Regions from separate parts of the Homo sapiens genome. Here region 2 is linked to region 1. A link is a contact called in ENCODE Hi-C data. All regions are on one chromosome and are shown on one strand. The core of a region is the stretch at or near the end of the contact, and the rest is flanking DNA. Distances in the headings are between cores, read along the strand shown. Region 1 has its middle 49 kb from the start of SETMAR. Region 2 overlaps ITPR1 (inositol 1,4,5-trisphosphate receptor type 1).

Evidence for each region. A loop is a pair of places that touch in the nucleus more often than their neighbours do. Pooled maps may share reads with other maps.
Region 2: a loop to region 1 is called in a pooled map, with 2.5 times the contacts of the local background. The contact joins two enhancer-like sites. A Hi-C loop is called at or near these places in 1 of 168 maps with a recorded cell type or tissue (K562), 1 of 37 single-sample maps with no recorded cell type and 6 of 50 pooled maps.

The regions. Positions count from the first base shown.
Region 1 is chr3:4,348,821-4,355,842 of GRCh38, reverse strand. It overlaps a transcript of SUMF1 not described here. Among named protein-coding and RNA genes, the nearest start is that of SETMAR, 49 kb to the right of the region's middle. Within about 2 kb of position 4,167, at least 7 of the 41 ENCODE cell types and tissues checked have a DNase peak (open chromatin) inside an H3K27ac peak, as active enhancers do.
Region 2 is chr3:4,683,758-4,688,585 of GRCh38, reverse strand. It overlaps ITPR1 (inositol 1,4,5-trisphosphate receptor type 1), which reads right to left. Exons shown (of 62, transcript NM_001378452.1): 28 at 4,788-4,828; 29 at 4,240-4,305; 30 at 3,380-3,517; 31 at 1-91. Among named protein-coding and RNA genes, the nearest start is that of EGOT, 65 kb to the left of the region's middle. Within about 2 kb of position 1,250, at least 5 of the 41 ENCODE cell types and tissues checked have a DNase peak (open chromatin) inside an H3K27ac peak, as active enhancers do.

The DNA.
Region 1 (7,022 bases), core at 2,918-5,417:
CTGGTTGGGCCTTTGGAATTAGTCACAGTTGTCAGGGAAGAAGGCGATTCCAGTTCAGAGTAATTGAAGGTCAGATAGGATTGCTCTCCCGCCCTTGGGTCTGGGCCATATTTGACAAACCCCTTGTTTTCTTTGCCGAGGGGAATGGAAGACTGATCAGAGCAACTCTTTTCTAGCATATTAGCTTGGACCTCAACAGGGTAATGCTAGAAGCTGTGAATGAACACTTAGGGGAAAAGTGAAACCACTAACAGACTATCAGAAGAGCAGAGATAAGGCTTTCCTTGTCAGGTGGCACTGATAAAAGGTTCACCTACATTTACTTTGGTGCCTGTGGTGAAGAGCCATTGGTTGCATTTTCAAAGTCCACAATTTTTCTCTGCTCTACACCTTTGCCAAATAAGATTTTATTTATTTACCTTTAAATGACATGGGAAGGATGTCGTTTTAATCTCTTCAATCACTGTCTTTTATTTTTATTTTTCTGAGACAGAATCTTCCTCTGTCATCCAGGCCCGAGGGCAGTGGTGCAATCATGGCTCACTACAGCCTCTACCTCCTAGGCTCAGGTGATCCCCCCCACCTCAGCCTTCTGAGTATCTGGGACTACAGGCACATGCCACCATGCCCAGCTAGTTTTTTTTATTTTTTATTTTGTAGAGATGGAGTTTTTCCATGTTGCCTAGGCTGGTCTTGAACTCCAGGGCTCAAGCAATCCACTTGCCTCAGCATCCCAAAATGCTGGGATTACAGGCGTGAGCCACTGTGTCCGGCGTCACTGTCTTTAAAAGGCAGTTTAGCATCGTGGGTAGAGAGCCTTGGGATAAGATTGTCTGGGATCATATCCCTGCACCACCACATACGTAACTGTGCCACTGTAAGGCAAGCAATGTCCTCTAAGGTAAAATGGGAATAATAATACCTACCTTGTGGGGTTGTGGGGAGATATGAGAAAATGCAAAAATAAAGTGCTTAGCACAAAGTACTTGGATAAGTGCTTCCCAGATACTGGGATAAGTGCTTCCTAGGTACTTGTTCCTGTTATAAATATGACTATTAGAAGCAAAGGAGCAGGAAGGTACTACCAGATGGTCCTGGGCAGCCATGGAGTTACAGCCACAGAGAAGAGGACAAAATGGGCTAAGAGTAAGAAAGAACAAAGAGACTGCATAGAAAAGCTTAACCTTGACCCCCATATCAAACATTAAAAAAGAAAAAAGCTGGCATGATTAATCCCCAAACTTGTGTTAGTACTTGAATTTGGAAATACCTGATCCTGCGCGGTCGGTCTGTCCCACGAAGTTCTCACGGAAGGGGAAAGTGAGACCTGGTTATCGCTACCTATATTGTGAAACTCTGGGTATTTTCTTCTTGAATCCACCTCACAAAGAACCTCTAGCAGGTTTAATACCAATGGAAAAGTCATTTGTGGACATAACAATAATTAAAAAGAAGGAAAAACGAAAAGGGAGGATAGTCTGTTGGCCCATACTGTGTTGATCTGCCTGTTCAAGGTTTTCTGTGGTGTCTTCAGTGCTAATTTGCATTTCAGTTTTAGAGAATAGTTGTTTGGGTAGTTCTGCCTCATTGTTTACATTCTTACTTCTTATTTAATCCTTCTTTGATATTACTGGTTCAGGATTTTAATTCTAACTACATAAATTACCAGACTTAAAAATCAAGATGGGGGCTGGGCAGGGTGGCTTATGCCAGTAATCCTAGCACTTTGGGAGGCCAAGGCAGGAGGATCACTTGAGGCCAGGAGTTCATGATCAGCCTAGGCAACATAGTGAGACCCCATCTCTACAAAAAATAGAAAAATTAGCTGGGCATGGTAGCATAGTCCTATAGTCCTAGCAACTCAGGAGTAAGACTGAGGTGGCAGGATTGCTTGACCTCAGGAGTTTGCTATGATCACACTGCTGCACTCCAGCCTGGGTGACAGAGCCATACCCTGTCCCTAAAAATCATAAAAATGAAAATAAACAAATGAAAATCAATATGATGTCCAAGTAGAAGGGTTCAGGATGTGGCAGACAGAACTCACTACAACCTGTTGTAGGAGGTTTTATCTAGCTCAGCAGTTCTCCAAGTGTGGTCTGGAGACCCCAGAGACCTCCAGCCCCCTTTCAGGGGGCCTGTGAGTCAAACTGATTTTCATAATAATATTAAGATGTTGTTTGTTTTTTAAATTATCTAAGAGTATACAGTAGAGTTTTCTAGAGACTGTATGATATGTAGCCTGAGGGCTCACAGAATATGAGCTTGTATATTTTTATGTTAAAAAATTAGGCCGGGCGCAGTGACTCACGCCTGTAATCCCGGCACTTTGGGAGGCCGAGGTGGGCGGATCACGAGGTCAGGAGATCGAGACCATCCTGGCTAACACGGTGAAACCCCGTCTCTACTAAAAATACAAAAAATTAGCCGGGCGTGGTGGCGGGTGCCTGTAGTCCCAGCTACTCGGGAGGCTGAGGCAGGAGAATGGTGTGAACCTGGGAGGCGGAGTTTGCAGTGAGCGGAGATCACGCCACTGTACTCCAGCCTGGGCGACAGAGTGAGATTCCGTCTCAAAAAAATTCCTAATCTTAATTTTTTCTTAAAATGTAAAGATGAGGGTCTCACTATGTTGCCCAAGCTGGTCTTAAGCTCCCGGCCTCAAGCCATCCTCCTGCCTCCAGCTCTTGAAGTTCTGGGATACAGGTGTAAGCCACCATACTTGGGTCAATCTTTTAATATGTTCAATGTCTGTAGATATATTGCACATTACAGAAATTCTGTGGGGTCCTCAATGATTTCTAGGAGTGTAAAGGGATCCTGAAACCAAAAAACCTGAGAGCTGTTCATCTAGGAGAAGAGCAAGGTCTGACAGTGACTGAATCTGTCTTGGGAGAAAATGACAGCCTTTCTCCATCTCTTCTAAGGACGGTCAAAAAGAATTGGGTTTAAATGACCTCAAGAGCAAGTTAAATTAACTGTTCAGAAGCACTTCCTTCCTGTTTGTTTTGGGAGACCTCTTAAATGTAGAGGTGAATTTGCTTCCCTGGCCCCTTCACAGACAGATGGCCCTGCCATGGGGTTGTCACCCTTTTTTTTTTTTTTTTTTTTTTTACACGCAGCAATAATGGACCTACATCCTTTGGAACATAATTCTATGCATGGACTACCCTCAACAATCCTGTAGTTGGAATCACTTTGTATAAAATGTCTCCCAAAAAGGGCTTTGCAAGTATTCGGTGCAAGTCATGGAAGATTCCCTGACTATTGCAGCCTCCACTCAAGGTGACATTGTGGTGGGACCCTGCCATGTCCCCAGCCATCTTTCCCCAGATGGTGGCTGTATTATAAAGCCATTGAGGAAGGTGAAAGTGTTACTTTCTGAAACAGCTCACTTTCTCCTGGTAGACTGTGTTCATTGTGCGGTAAATTGTGGTTGTTCTATGTCTTCTCTTGTCTTGGCTGGTTTGCTTTCCAGGGCCAGGCACTGTACTGGAGGCTTTGTGTACATGACCTAATTTAATTTGCAGAGTAGTTTTTGGGGGGGAACTGGTTATTTTTGGTTAATATTCCCAATGTGCACTTAGAAAACTAGGACTCAAGATGCCCCAGGTGACACGGTTGAGTGAGGCAGAACCAGGACTCACGCCATTTTTGTGACTTCCGTTCTCTCTACTGTATCATTGAGTCCATTGTTTTATTGTGAGTTTGGGGTGGGGAGTGGTGGACTGAAGACGGGAGATTACTGGGGCAAGGGATAGCTTGCAGGAGTAAAAAGGCAAAGAGTGAGGAGGTGGAATGGATTAGTGGTTAAGAACATGGGCTCTGGAGCCAGACTGTCTGGGCTTAAATTCTTCTCCTACCACTTACTAGATTTGTGACTTTGGACAAGTTACTAAATCTATTTCTTCTTCAGATTTTGAAAATTATGTGCAAGTACTTCTAGAAAAGGTACAATCAAGGCAGGAGGGTTAAAGCAGTCAGTATAGAGGGATCTGAGTGTAAACCTTTGACCTGCTTTAAATCCACTCCAAACTTGAAGGGTTGATGCTTAGTCACACTGCAGAAATTATTCTCAATGTGGTAATGAAGTGGCCGAGGCTACGACTACACATTTTTGAAAGACGTGTTTCCATCACACCTCCCTCCCCACCCATGTGTCACTTCTTTTTTAAAATGATGATGTTACCCTAAAGAAATGGACTTTTTTTTAGGGGCGGCGTGGAAGAAGGCTTGGGTGCATGGAACACATTCATCCACTGGAAAACATGATCAAAAGGTGCATTATCAGCTCATTCGTTCCAGGCACAAATACATAAAAAGAATGTGGCTGATAAAGACGACTGAGATCAGTGTGTGAAGAATGAAAGGAAAAGTGTGCTGCGTCATCCTCATGAAATAGCGGTCTGAAAAAGTATATGAGAGGACTTCCTTGATAAGATTAAATCCCCTGCTCTTTGTAAAACGAGGCTAAAGTTTCTTACTTGCTTCTCCTAACTCTGTGGCTGGGCTCAAAAATGGGTATTGTTTCGTTAAGACTCAGTTTCAGGGCAGCTTCCAACTCAACATTTGCTTCTGTTCCAGAACATTTGTAAAAATTTGATTCAGAGCAGGGAGGGTGGGGAGACCTCACTAATATGGGAAACATATTCACATTTGTAATTTTATATTTATTAATAAAACTATTTGCTTCAGGACATATTAGGCAAGCCAAAGGCTGAATCACATTGATGATTGCCTGTGAGCTTTTACCTTTGAACAATCTCTTGTGGAGCCAACCCTTGTACCTCCGTCTGTGGGTATGGTTTTCCGTGGAGTGGTAGCTCAAAGTGGTTTTATGTGTGATGTTCTCCCTCTAGTGGCCAGTTTGGGTTTGTTGTATTGGTTTGATTTTTTTTTTTCTTTTTTTGTTGTACAAATGATCTCTAGAGTTGGCAAACCTTTTATTTAGGGGTAGTGTGGATTTGGGAAGGCTAGGAGGTATGAGCAAAAAGGGAGGGGGTGCAAAATTTTATTCCATAGGTGAAACAGTTATTCTAAAGTGTTTGTTCCAATTGCTAGCTTTTTAAAGAGGAGGAAGAGAAGGAGATAGAGAATGTGACCTGCAGAGGTGAAGAGAGCTCTGGAATAATTTGTCATCTTTTTACTGTAATCATTTTCTGAACTTCTACTGCTTTAATTAAGAATTATCTCATTTTTAACTATTTATCAAGTTTCTTTGAAAATTTATTATTTTTTAGTTATCAGAGCTTTAATATACCTAGGTAAAATTAGAAACTCAAAGCATAAATAAAATTTGTATAGAAGCTCCTCATTCTGTGAGTTTCTGGTCTTCTCCCATATCCATGCCAATAGGTGACTACTATCAACAGTCTATCTTTCCAGACTTTTAAAAACGTATTTACAAACATTTATACTACATGTATATATGGATATATATTGAATATATATACACACAATTATACACACACAATTATACACACACAATTATACACACACACACACACACACACGCATATACACACACAGAAAGTGGTGGCTCAAGCCTGTAATCCCAGAACTTTGGGAGGCCAAGGTGGGCAGATCACGAGGTCAGGAGTTTGAAAACACCCTGAACAACATGGTGATTTTATATACTAAAAAATGGTGATTTTTTAATACTAAAAAAAATACAAAAATTAGCCTGGCGTGGTGGTGCATGCCTGTAATCCCAGCTACTCGGGAGGCTGAGGCAGGAGAATTGCTCAAACACGGAAGGCAGAGGTTGCAGTGACCCAAGATCGTGCCACTGCGCTCCAGCCTGGGCGACAGAGCGAGACTCCATCTCAGAAAAAAAAAAAAAAGAAAATAATACGTAATATATACAACTTATTTTTTTTATTTCTTCTAAAAAAAAAAACCGGATGCATGTACAGAACGTGCAGGTTTGTTACATAGGAATACATGTGCCGTGTTGGTTTGCTGCGCCTATTGACCCATCCTCCAACTTCCTTCCCTTCACCTCCTACCCCGCAACTGGCCCTGGTGTGTGTTGTTCCCCTCTCTGTGTGGATGTGTTCTCAATGTTCAACTCTCACTTGTGAGTGAGAACATGTGGTGTTTGTTTTTCTGTTCCTATGTTAGTTTGCTGAGGATAATGGCTTCCAGCTTCATCCATGTCCCTGCAAAGGGCATGATCTCATTCCTTTTTATGACTGCATAGTATTCCATGGTGTATATGTACCACATTTTCTTTATCCAGTCTACCATTGATGGGCATTTGGGTTGGTTCCATGTCTTTGCTATCGTAAATAGTGCTGCAAGGAGCATACATGTGCGTGTGTCTTTATAGTAGAATGATTTATATTCCTTTGGGTATATATCCAGGAATGGTATTGCTGAGTCAAATGGTATTTCTGGTTCTAGATCCTTGGGGAATCACCATACTGTCTTCCACAATGTTTGAACTAATTTACATTCCCACCAACAATGTAAACACGTTCCTACTTCTCCACAGCCTCACTAGCCTCTATTGTTTCTTGATTTTTTAATAATCGCCATTCTGACTGGCGTGAAATGGTATCTCATTGTATTTCTCTGATGATCAGTGATGTTGAGCTTTTTTTCATATGTCCATTGGCTGCATAAATGTCTTGAGAAGTGTTTGTTCATATCCTTCACCCACTCTTTGATAAGGTTGTTTGTTTTTTTCTTGTAAATATGTTTAAATTCCTTGTAAATTCTAGATATTAGACCTTTGTCAGATGGGTAGATTGCAAAAATTGTCTCCTGTTCTGTAGATTGCTTGTTCACTCTGATGACAGTTTCATTTGCTGTGCAGAAGATCTTTAGTTTAATTAGATTCCATTTGTCAATTTTGGCTTTTGTTGCAATTTCTTTTCACATTTTTGTCATGAAGTCTTTCCCCATGCCTATGTCCTTAATGGTATTGCCTAGGTTTTCTTCTAGGGTTTTGTTTGTTTGTTTGTTTGAGACGGCGCTTCGCTCTTGTTGCCCAGGCTGGAGTGCAATGGCGTGATCTTGGC
Region 2 (4,828 bases), core at 1-2,500, 340 kb before region 1:
GCAAAGCTTGATTCTGCTGGTTGCCTGCGCAGAAATTCTGCAAAAATTCATGAGCCAACCTCATTATCTCTTGCATCTTGGTATCTTCGGCCTGTGTGGGAGGAGACAGATGAAAGCACTGATTGCTGGGCCAGGAGACCAGCTTCTCCTATACCCAACACCTCCTGCTAACGTGGGAGTCAGAAGGTGTTTGCTGGGGACCTGTTGTGGGTAAATATTGAGGGGCTGCACTGCTGACGCTGAAAAGAAGCCAGTAACTTGTCTATGCTCATTGGATGAAAGTGAAGATCTTATTTGGGTGGGAGGGAGCACTGCAGAGTAAGGCTAATAGAAGGCATCCATGAGTCCATTATCCAGCAAGGACTGAAACTTCTGAACCCCCTACTTCTAAAGACAGGGACGGGCTGGGCACAGTGGCTCATACCTGTAATCCCACCCCTTTGGGTGGATCACTTGAGGGCAGGAGTTTGAGAACAGCCTGGCCAACATAGTGAGACACCCATCTCTAACAAAAGATAAAAATAATAAAAATTTTAAAAGTAAACAAAAACAGGGACTGACAACAGAACTGGGGCTGACTTCCTCACTGACGCTGAGTAGTCATTTTCCCTCTTGGGTTCACCTTTTTAAGTTGTCCGACCTATTAGACATTAACTTTTGCCATCAGCTCCCATGGCAAAGTGGAAATCTCCTGAGATCACACATTAGAGCAACTGTGCCTGCCGTAACTCCTCTATCATCCCAAGTACAATTTTTAACCTCAGACTTAGTTTTCCCATCAGCAAAATGGGGATAATACCCTCCCTGGCATTTCACGTGGTTGGATTATGTGATTCATACATTAATAGCATAAACTCAGTATTTTAGAGTTAAATATTCCGTAATAAGCCAATTCTATAAAACCCATGGCCATTTTGTCCAATTCTAAACAAGCAAACATTTAAGAGAGTAAAAACAGAACAAGAATTTCTAAACTGGAAATCATCCTTCATATTCTTACAGCCCACAATAGTCTTCCTAAGTCTTCACAGCCATCACCTCATTTCAGAGGCAAGAGAGGATAGCAGGTAGGAATGCAGGTCACCAAACCTGACTGCGCTACTCTTATCCCAGATCTCCAACTTCCTGGCTGTGTGACCTGGAGCACATTTCTTAGCCTCTCAGTGTCGCTGTTTACTCATCCGTGAAAAGGAGATAACAAAAGTGCACACTTCATGTGATTGTTATGAAGATTAAGTGAGAAAAGTCACATGAAGTGCTTAGACAGTGATTACTCTGTAAATGTTAGCTTTTGGTTCCGGGCTAGACTGAGGTCAGCAAGCTTTTTCTTAAAGGGCAAGGCAGCACATACTTTGGGCTTTGTGGGTAGAGAGGGAGTATCAAGGACATTATGTAGGTACTTATGTGACTATTTTAAAATGTAATAACCATTCCTAGCTGATATGCTGTTCAAAACAGGTGGTGGATTAGATTCGGCCCATGCCTGTAGTTTGCTAACCCCTGGTCTAGAAAAATAACTCTGTGACAAAACAGAGTTGTGGGAGGAAGGTGAGCTCCCAGCTTTGACAATCAAACCAAAACAGAGGAGAATTTACAAGGACATTAATAGCAAGTCCCAGGACAACATAATGGGGATTACATTTGTCCCTTATTAACAGGAGGGGTGGTGAACCTTCTAGCTCTAAGAAATCAGAGGGCTTGGGACAGACAGCCACTGCTGGTTGACAGCTGTAACCTTAAACAGTTCCACACACCTCCAGTCCTTCCGTATAAAAGGAATCTGCTGGTGCACAAGCTAAGTGAAGAACCCTTGTGGTGTGAAGCGGATTTTTCCAAGGAAAGCAAGCCCCAAAGACATCAAGTCACAAGAGATTACCTGTGGGGGATTCCTCCACCGTTCTTTGGAAGTCTGTGCCCATCCAAAAGCAAACAAAAGCGTGCACATGTACACACACAGATATACACACACATGATATTCTTCCTTTGAGTCACCAATTCCAACCACATCTGGTTACCTGTAGATTAAGCCTGCTCTATGAAGGCATAACTCTCATTAGGGAAACTGATGATATTATGAGACAACACTATGGTTAGCAAATGACCCCCTCGCGTTCCTTACACACAAGGAAGTAGATCAGCTTGTTGGTTCTAGTCTAAATGACAGGCAAAGTTTGGATGATAATGCACACCTGTATCAACTACAAGTTAGCTAGGTATTATACCTACGACAGGGATTAAGCTTGGACTTTATTTATAGCTACCGAAAGGCCTGACCTGCCCGATTCATATGGTCCCCATGACTGAGGAGGAGGATCCTTTCATAGGAAATTTCCTGGAGTAGAAGGCGACAGGCATAGGGAAGGCAGCAGGCCCCAGATCCACAGTGAAGTGGAGCCAGTTTCACTCTACACAGCTGTGCCATCCACGCAAGTTACTGAACCTCTCCCGCTGCAGCTCTCTCATCTAAAATGGGGCTAAAGATAGCACCACCCATCTCATCCACGTGTCTTGAGGATGGCATGAGCTAATAATGTGTATAAAGGCCTCAGCATGGCGCCTGGCACCCTGCAAGCACCTAGAAATGAGCCTTCATCAGGTGAGTCTTCTCTAGCAAATCAGTCTCTCTAGCAGTTAATAGTCAACTCAAGAGACCTGAGTCTGAGCTTTTCACCTCTAAACCTCCCCAAGCCTCAGTCTCCTCATCTGTCAAGTGGGCACAACACAAATACCCGAGTGGGTCTTGTAGGCTTGAATGAATGATTTCATAAGTGTCTTGTCAGCCTACATGCATGCAAAGCACTGTCAGCCTGCTCCTGCCTCCCCAAATCAAATACGTATCAATGACAAACGCTAATGTGAAAAATTAGAGGCAAAGTACAACTTCCAGCAACAGAAAAGAAGACCTAGATCAAAGCATCACCTGATAAATCCAAATACTTAAGCAGATGTCAGCGTCTTACTGAGGACTTCAAAAGTGGGCACATCCCATGTTCCTACATGCACTTAATAGCTGGTGATACTTAAATTGGTTGAGTCACATTGCAAATGAAATTGAAACACACCAACTCATGGGTAGATATAGCTCTAAGCTCTGACACAGACCAAGTTGTCTCTATCCAATATGTCTTGGGAGTATGGAGAATAAATGGACTCTCTTTCTTTACAGAATCTTAAAACTGGGGATGAGGATTATTCACGGGTGATTTTACTTTATTTTTCAGATGCTCTGTTTCATATCAATACCTGAAATTGCTTTGTAGTCACAATAGTCACACTGGATGCATTTCTTCACTAACAATATCCAGATGTGAAGAGTTTGGGGAAACCCAGGGATCCGCCCCATCCTGAGAGCAGCTGCTGTGCATGAGGCACCGCTCACCTTCTCATAGGGAATCTGCAGCAGCTCCAGCACCACGGCGTGCGCGCCCATGTTCCGGAGCAGACGCTGTTGCTGCTTCCTGCTCTTTCTCACTGAGGCACTCTCTTGAACACAGAGTTTGCTAAGCCGAATCAAAATCTAGTAGAATGAAAGAAATCAGTCTCAGAAAACTAGGAACTATAGCTGGAAAAAGATTGCAGAGGGTGGTGGCGGGCAGGGAGGCAAAGGGGATTATAATGCATTAAAAACGTAAAACAAAATTCCTTCAGTATGTGGCATTTCTGTTGACTCCATCAAGCCAAATCCATAAGACTAAGGTCACGTCTTCCAGAATAAGCAGGGGATTATGGCTTCAACAACAAGTGGGACAGTTTCAGAGATATCGCTTAAAATGGAATGACCTGGCATCATTGCCGAGACCCTGGGAAGAGTTTGCTCTGGGGTAAAACACACAAAGCTCCCAGCCTCCCAACTTTGAACCAGCGTACGCAAAGGTTTCTAAAAAACTACAGCTCTCAGTGGGGACACTGTGTACCAGGCACTTAGATGACTCCCTGACAGTATTCTCAATTAGTCCTTCCTTCAATTGTAAAGCTTCAGAAATATGCGGTGCCTACGAAAGGTTGCACCTACAAAAGGTGAGGAAGCTGAGGACAAAAATAATAAGTAGAAGAGCTGGGTGTGGAGCCCAGATCTGATGCCAAAACCCATGAGCTTAACCTCTGAGCTCTACTTTCTCCCTGTTAAACCACATGAAGAAAAAAGCTCAAATGTGTGTACCTTCAACTTGACTATCACAAACTAAAGCTCCTTAGAGAATTCATAAAGAAAGGAAAAATGGTGGTGGGGGAGGAGCTTACCTCTTTGACCACTCTGTAGTTGTAGCTGCTGGTGCTTTCATGCTTTTGTGGCTTGTTATTTCCCTCCTAGAAACCAAAGTGAACACAAGTGTGATCTGTACAACTCTTGGGCTACTGTCAGTTTTTTACAGTTAGCATCGACCTTTAGGAAAGAAAGGGAGTTCTATACTGTTTTACAATAGTCATGCTGGGCTTATGCCCCAGTCATCTACCTACTTGCTATGGGTTTCCTTGGGAAGGGATAGTAGTGGGCTGGGCCATGCCTAGAGAACAGGTCAATTCCCAAGTGGGTCTGTAAGGGAAACCTGGTGCTAATTCACTCAATATCGCAGTCTCTTCTACATGGTCCAAGGCTGCACAGGAGACATAGCTAAACTTTGATTCGTAGCTTATTTCCTAGGCAAACAGCTTGTGATCTTGGTGACTTAACAAGCAGATCTCTTGAAAATAAATCCTATCACATTTATACCTAAAACCAGAAGAGGATGCTCCCTAGTTTCGAGAAGCCCATCCATCCACTTTGGCAGCATAACTTGTGTTTCACTCACCTCCGTTTTCTTATGTTCATTTTCTCCAGATGCACCATCCA